Linked DNA regions of Homo sapiens: region 1 is linked to region 2. The links are chromatin contacts, found by Hi-C or POLR2A ChIA-PET in ENCODE. All regions are on one chromosome and are shown on one strand. Each heading gives the region's core, a stretch centred on a gene start or an enhancer-like site at or near the end of the contact. The rest is flanking DNA. Distances are from core to core; before and after follow the strand shown. Region 1 holds the start of NCRUPAR (non-protein coding RNA, upstream of F2R/PAR1). Region 2 overlaps IQGAP2 (IQ motif containing GTPase activating protein 2).

Evidence for each region. Hi-C counts contacts between places; a loop is a spot of excess contacts on that map. ChIA-PET counts read pairs that join two places held with the same protein, here RNA polymerase II (POLR2A). Pooled maps may share reads with other maps.
Region 1: a pooled map shows a loop between it and region 2 (2.1-fold over the local background). The contact joins the promoter of NCRUPAR here to the enhancer-like site in region 2. A Hi-C loop is called at or near these places in 1 of 168 maps with a recorded cell type or tissue (naive thymus-derived CD4-positive, alpha-beta T cell), 4 of 37 single-sample maps with no recorded cell type and 8 of 50 pooled maps. POLR2A ChIA-PET finds 5 or more read pairs at or near these places in 2 of 52 experiments (A673 and RWPE1).

What each region holds. Positions count from the first base shown.
Region 1 is chr5:76,710,983-76,713,682 of GRCh38, forward strand. NCRUPAR (non-protein coding RNA, upstream of F2R/PAR1) reads left to right here and starts at 1,421. Exons shown (of 1, transcript NR_028375.2): 1 at 1,421-1,906.
Region 2 is chr5:76,555,659-76,558,358 of GRCh38, forward strand. All of the region lies in intron 2 of IQGAP2 (IQ motif containing GTPase activating protein 2), which reads left to right. Among named protein-coding and RNA genes, the nearest start is that of F2RL2, 66 kb to the right of the region's middle. RefSeq lists a silencer at 1,121-1,615 and an enhancer at 1,144-1,263. Within about 2 kb of position 1,298, at least 4 of the 41 ENCODE cell types and tissues checked have a DNase peak (open chromatin) inside an H3K27ac peak, as active enhancers do.

The DNA.
Region 1 (2,700 bases), core at 171-2,670, 160 kb after region 2:
TCTGATGGCTTACATGAAACTGCTTTCGTATCATCTAGTTATTAAAATGTTTACCACGTTGATGCCACATTTGTTTGAAAACACTACTAAATACCATAAACATTATGGGAGGATGGCTAATGACTCATACTATTTGGTACCAGGCAAGTTAAAACAGAGAAAATGAAAACCGGAAACTAATATCAAGTGGTTCCAATATGAATGATGCTGCAAAGTCAAGATTTCATTTCCAAGAAATATTTTTAGCAACTCTGGTTAGGCAGATTTTCAACATGTTTATCATCTCTGGTTAAGTAGATTTTCTACTCTCAGAAACCTACAGATGTTTGCTTTAAAACTGACAAAGGGGTTTTGGTAGGAGTGGCGTGGAACAAATGAAGTAGTGGGTTATCTTCTTCAAAAAGCTCTTAAGAGGCCGGGTACGGTGGCTCACGCCTGTAATCCCAGCACTTTGGGAGGCCAAGGCGGGCAGATCACCTGAGGTCGGGTTTTAGGAACAGGGCGCCAAATCTGGCCATAAACTGGCCCAAAAACTGGCCATAAACAAAATCTCTGCAGCACTGTGACATGTTCGTGATGGCCATGACGCTCACGCTGGAAGGCTGTGGGTTTACTGGAATGAGCGCAAGGAACACCTGGCCCACCCAGGGCAGAAAACCGCTTAAGGCATTCTTAAACCACAAACAGTAGCATGAGTGATCTGTGCCTGGACATGTTCCTGCTGCAGATAACTAGCAAGAGCCATCCCTTTGTTTTGGCCCATCCCTTTATTTCCCATAAGTAATACTTTTAGTAAATGTTATGACTGGCTTGCTGTCAATAAATATGTGGGTAAATCTCTGTTCGAGGCTCTCAGCTCTGAAGGCTGTGAGATCCCTGATTTCCCACTCCACAATCTATATTTCTGTGTGTGTGTCTTTAATTCCTCTAGCACCGCTAGGTTAGGGTCTCCACCACCGAGCTGGTCTCGGCAGTCGGGAGTTCGAGATCAGCCTGACCAACATGGAGAAACCCAGTCTCTACTAAAAAAAATACAAAAATTAGCCGGGCATGGTGGCACATGCCTGAATCCCAGCTACTTGGGAGGCTGAGGCAGGAGAATCGCTCCAACCCAGGAGGCGGAGGTTGTGGTGAGCCAAGATCCGGCCGTTGCACTCCAGCCTGGGCAACAAGTGCAAAACTCCGTCTCAAAAAAAAAAAAAAAAAAGCTCTTAAGAGCACATAAACATAGGAACTTTGTGAAGTCTAAGGACAAAACAAAAAACAACATCACTAACAGACCATAAAATTAGAAATCAGTCACAAAAAGCCAGTCAAAATATCCAAGAATTTATGGTTGAAGATTGAATGAAATTGACAAAATATTTAGACCTGAATTTTATATATGCACATATCAAAACTTGCAAAATGTAGCTGATGTGGTCTTTTGAAGGAGAAGAGGTAAAAAATAATCAGTTCAAAAAATTATACTAAAGAGGCCGGGCGCGGTGGCTCACGCCTGTAATCCCAGCACTTCGGGAGGCCATGGCGGGCGGATCATGAGGTCAGGAGATCGAGACCAACCTGGCTAACACGGTGAAACCCCGTCTCTACTAAAAATACAGAAAAATTAGCCGGGCGTGGTGGCAGGCGCCTGTAGTCCCAGCTACTCAGGAGGCTGAGGCAGTAGAATGGCGTAAACCCAGGAGGCGGAGGTTGCAGTGAGCCGAGATCGCGCCACTGCACTCCAGCCTGGGCGATACAGCGAGACTCCGTCTCAAAAAAAAAAAAAAAAAAAATTATGCTAAAGAGTAAACTCAAAGAAAGTAGAGGAAAAGAATGAATTAAAAATCTGTGTTTATAAATAAAAATAAAAGTAACGGAGCAAAAAGACGGGCATTAGAAAATAGTCATTTCTGACCTCTGGTCAGATAAAGGGAAAAAAGCAAAAAATTAGCTATGTTAGGAATATAAATGGGGACAACACTACAGATAAAATAGTTTTAGAAGACTAAAATTTATTATATGTATACAAGGGAATAGTATACTATTTAAAAAGAATTAGATAAACATGTACCAAACAAGCCTCAAAAAATACAACTGGCAGAAATATTCCTAGAAGGAATCCTTTAGTCAATATGCACAAAGCATTTAAGCATTTCATTATTTTTGTTTTTTTTTTTTTTTTTGCTTTTGTTTTTGTTTTTTTGAGACAGAGTCTTGCTCTGTTGCCCAGACTGGAGTGCAGTGGTGCAATTTTGGCTCACAGCAAACTCTGCCTCCCAGGTTCAAGTGATTCTCCTGCGTCAGCCTCCCAAGTAACTGGGATTACAGGTGCACACCACCAAGCCCGGCTAATTTTTGTATTTTTAGTAGAGACGGAGTTTCTCTATGCTGGCCAGGCTGGTCTCTAACTCCTGACCTCAAGTGATTTGACCGCCTCAGTTTCTCAAAGTGCTGGGATTACAGGTGTGAGCCACTGCACCCAGCCTTCATTGTACGTCTTTTTGTCACTAGAGGTACATTTTGTTCTAACAACTAAGACCCCAAAGCATCCTTTTAAGCTTTATCGTTTTGTAAAATGGTTAAAAATAACATTTTCCACCAATGACACAGATAAAATTTTAAAATGTGGTGGTATTATTCCATTCTTATTTTAAGGATATACATATATGCAATTTGTATGTGGATATGATTTTTTGAATGGTGAACAGAAACTTA
Region 2 (2,700 bases), core at 48-2,547:
AGGCTGGGGGTGAGGAGACACAACAGCTGCTGCTGCTTTTCTTTTTTTTAACCAACAAGAATGACCTTGAAAACATGGGGTTCTTTACCACACAATTATTCAGGGACCCTGTCTGATGGAAGTTCTTCTACCTTCTCCAGCCAGCAGATGGGGAGGAGAGAGAGGAGGTTTATCCATGGGAGGTTTTCCTGAGCCACACTTAGGGGTGGTGCACCTCTCACACTCATTTCCCCACACCTTCTGTGGTTACAACCCAGTCACTTGGCACCTTACAGATGCTGTGGGGCTACGAATGCAGACTCTGGTATTGAAGGAGCTACATTGTCTGGGGTATATACCCTGGGGTTTGTTGTCGCCTGCCAGGAAAATTTAGGACACATACACAAGGAGTTTAGGAGCAGAAGGTTAATAGGTAGAAGAGAAGAGAGAGAAACAGCTTCCTCTGTAAAGGAGGGGGTCTCCCAGCAGAAAGGACCTGCTGGTGGTGAATGCCTCGAGTGTTATAGTAGGGTTTCAAGAGGCAGTGTCTGATTTACCTAGAGCTCATAGATTGGTTCAATCAGGTATGACATTTACATAGTGCGGGGAAGGCTGGTTTCCCCACCCTAATCTTCTTATGCAAATGGGCTGTCCAGTTAGGGCCATCTTGTCTGCTCCTTTACAGTACAGGTGGCTGGCAGAGAAGGGAAGATGGAGCCGCCATCTTGAACATGTCTACTCCTTAGTTCCCGCTGGCATTCACCTGTGCAAGCTCCCAGCTTGCTGGCTGCTCTTTGATAGAAAATGATTTGGGGCTGCTTTTCATTAAAAAGAAGAACCTTACCAAGGACTCCCATACCCTTGCTATCTGCCTGCGTGATTTCTTCTTAACTCCTATATCCCTATCTGGGCTTGAAGTTTTCTCCTTATACTTAAAAAATCAATCCAAAGGCTAGTCAGCCCGCATGATGACTGGGCACAAGTTTAGAAGTTTCATATCATGGCTCCTGCTTCATTGTGAGGGATTTTAATACCTTTAGAGCAATGTTAAGTACCCAGTCTGACTGGTTATTCTGTCAGCAGAGTCTGTCACCTGTCCTAGAAGAATAGTCTTGTTTGTTGCTCCTAGACTGGCTGATGATTGATAGGAGTTTCCAAGTTGTATCTTATTGGAAGGACCTTTGAGAGCTCTAGGCCTGTGGGCCTTCCTGAGGAGGTGACTGCATTTGAATAGGCTCTAAGTTTCCTATATCTTGCCTCTGCCCTGCTACAGCACTACAAGGGGAAACCTGGACCATTTACCCTGCCTGTTGCAAGGTAGGTGACAAAGAGGAAGTTCTGAGAGAACAAATGAAGCCCCAGGAATCTACTCAACCCTGACAGTGAATATACTATCTTCTGACCTCATACTGAAACAGTGACAACATCTATGTCTCCAAGCCGTGGAACTCTACCGCTACTCTGGAAGCAGCCCTGCAGTGTTTTGTTATCACTTTTGTTTTACACTAGGCTAGAGGATTCAGTTTGGTGAGTTGTGAGAAATTAAAAGTTGGAATTAGAGGAGCAGAGGCTGGCCCCTGTCAGCTTATTGAGCTGGGTAGCCTTAGCCTTTTCTGAGCTTTGGAAAACCTCAGATATCATGTCAGAAAATCAACAGAATCTGAGAAAAACACCGGAAAATCATCAGCAAATGGTGATTCTGATAGCATCTCTTCCTTATGGGGTCATCATGAGAAGATTCCATGATAATCCCCATAAAGTATCAAGTCCAGATTTTGGCAAAAGATCATGCTCAATAAACACTAGTTGTCATTGATAATAATAGCATCATCTTTTGACTTTCAAGGCAGAGAAAAAGAGGTATCTCCATTGATGCCTAATGTTAAAAAAAGTAACATTTTGTAAATCTTTGGCAATATCTTAAAATATTTTATGATGTAACTGTGATGCTTGGAAAACTTTCTTTTTAGCAGTCAGAATCTTTCATAACCATATGTTAAGTACTTGCTTTGTGTAAACAGGTTGCCAGGCACAAAGGGATTATAAAGAGAAAGAAGAAATGGCCTTTGCCTTTGAGCAGTTCATAATGTCATAAGAATTAGCCATGGCTATATTTTAAATAGGTTGTAGCTAACCTAAGTTTTTGCTATCAGTGTTTTATTTATTTATTTATTTTTAATTTTTTTTGAGACAGAGTCTCACTCTGTCGCCCAGGCTGGAGTGGAGTGGTGCGATCTTGGCTCACTGCAACCTCCGCCTCTCAGATTCAAGCGATTCTCCTGCCTCAGCCTCCTGAGTAGCTGGGACTGCAGGTGCCCATTACGATGCCTGGCTAATTTTTGTCTTTAGTAGAGATGGGGTTTCACCATGTTGGCCAGGGTGGTCTTCAACTCCTGACCTCAAGTGATCCGCCTGCCTGCGCCTCCCAAAGCGTTGGGATTACAGGCATGAGCCACCATGCCCGGCCTGGTATCAGTGTTTTAAACCTACTGCACATATATCCTAATATAGACAAAAATGTGATTACCTCTTTTTAAAAACAAGCCCAACTCTAAAATATCATACTTCGGGGAGCTTTTATTTTTGCCTCCTGCCCCTTGCTCCCAATTGTCAACTTATCTCCCCCTACTCTTGCTACCAATTGTCAGTTTACCCCCAGCCCCTACCCCTCACACATATACCCCAATTTCCAGGTTGTTATAAAGCATTCATATATTTTTG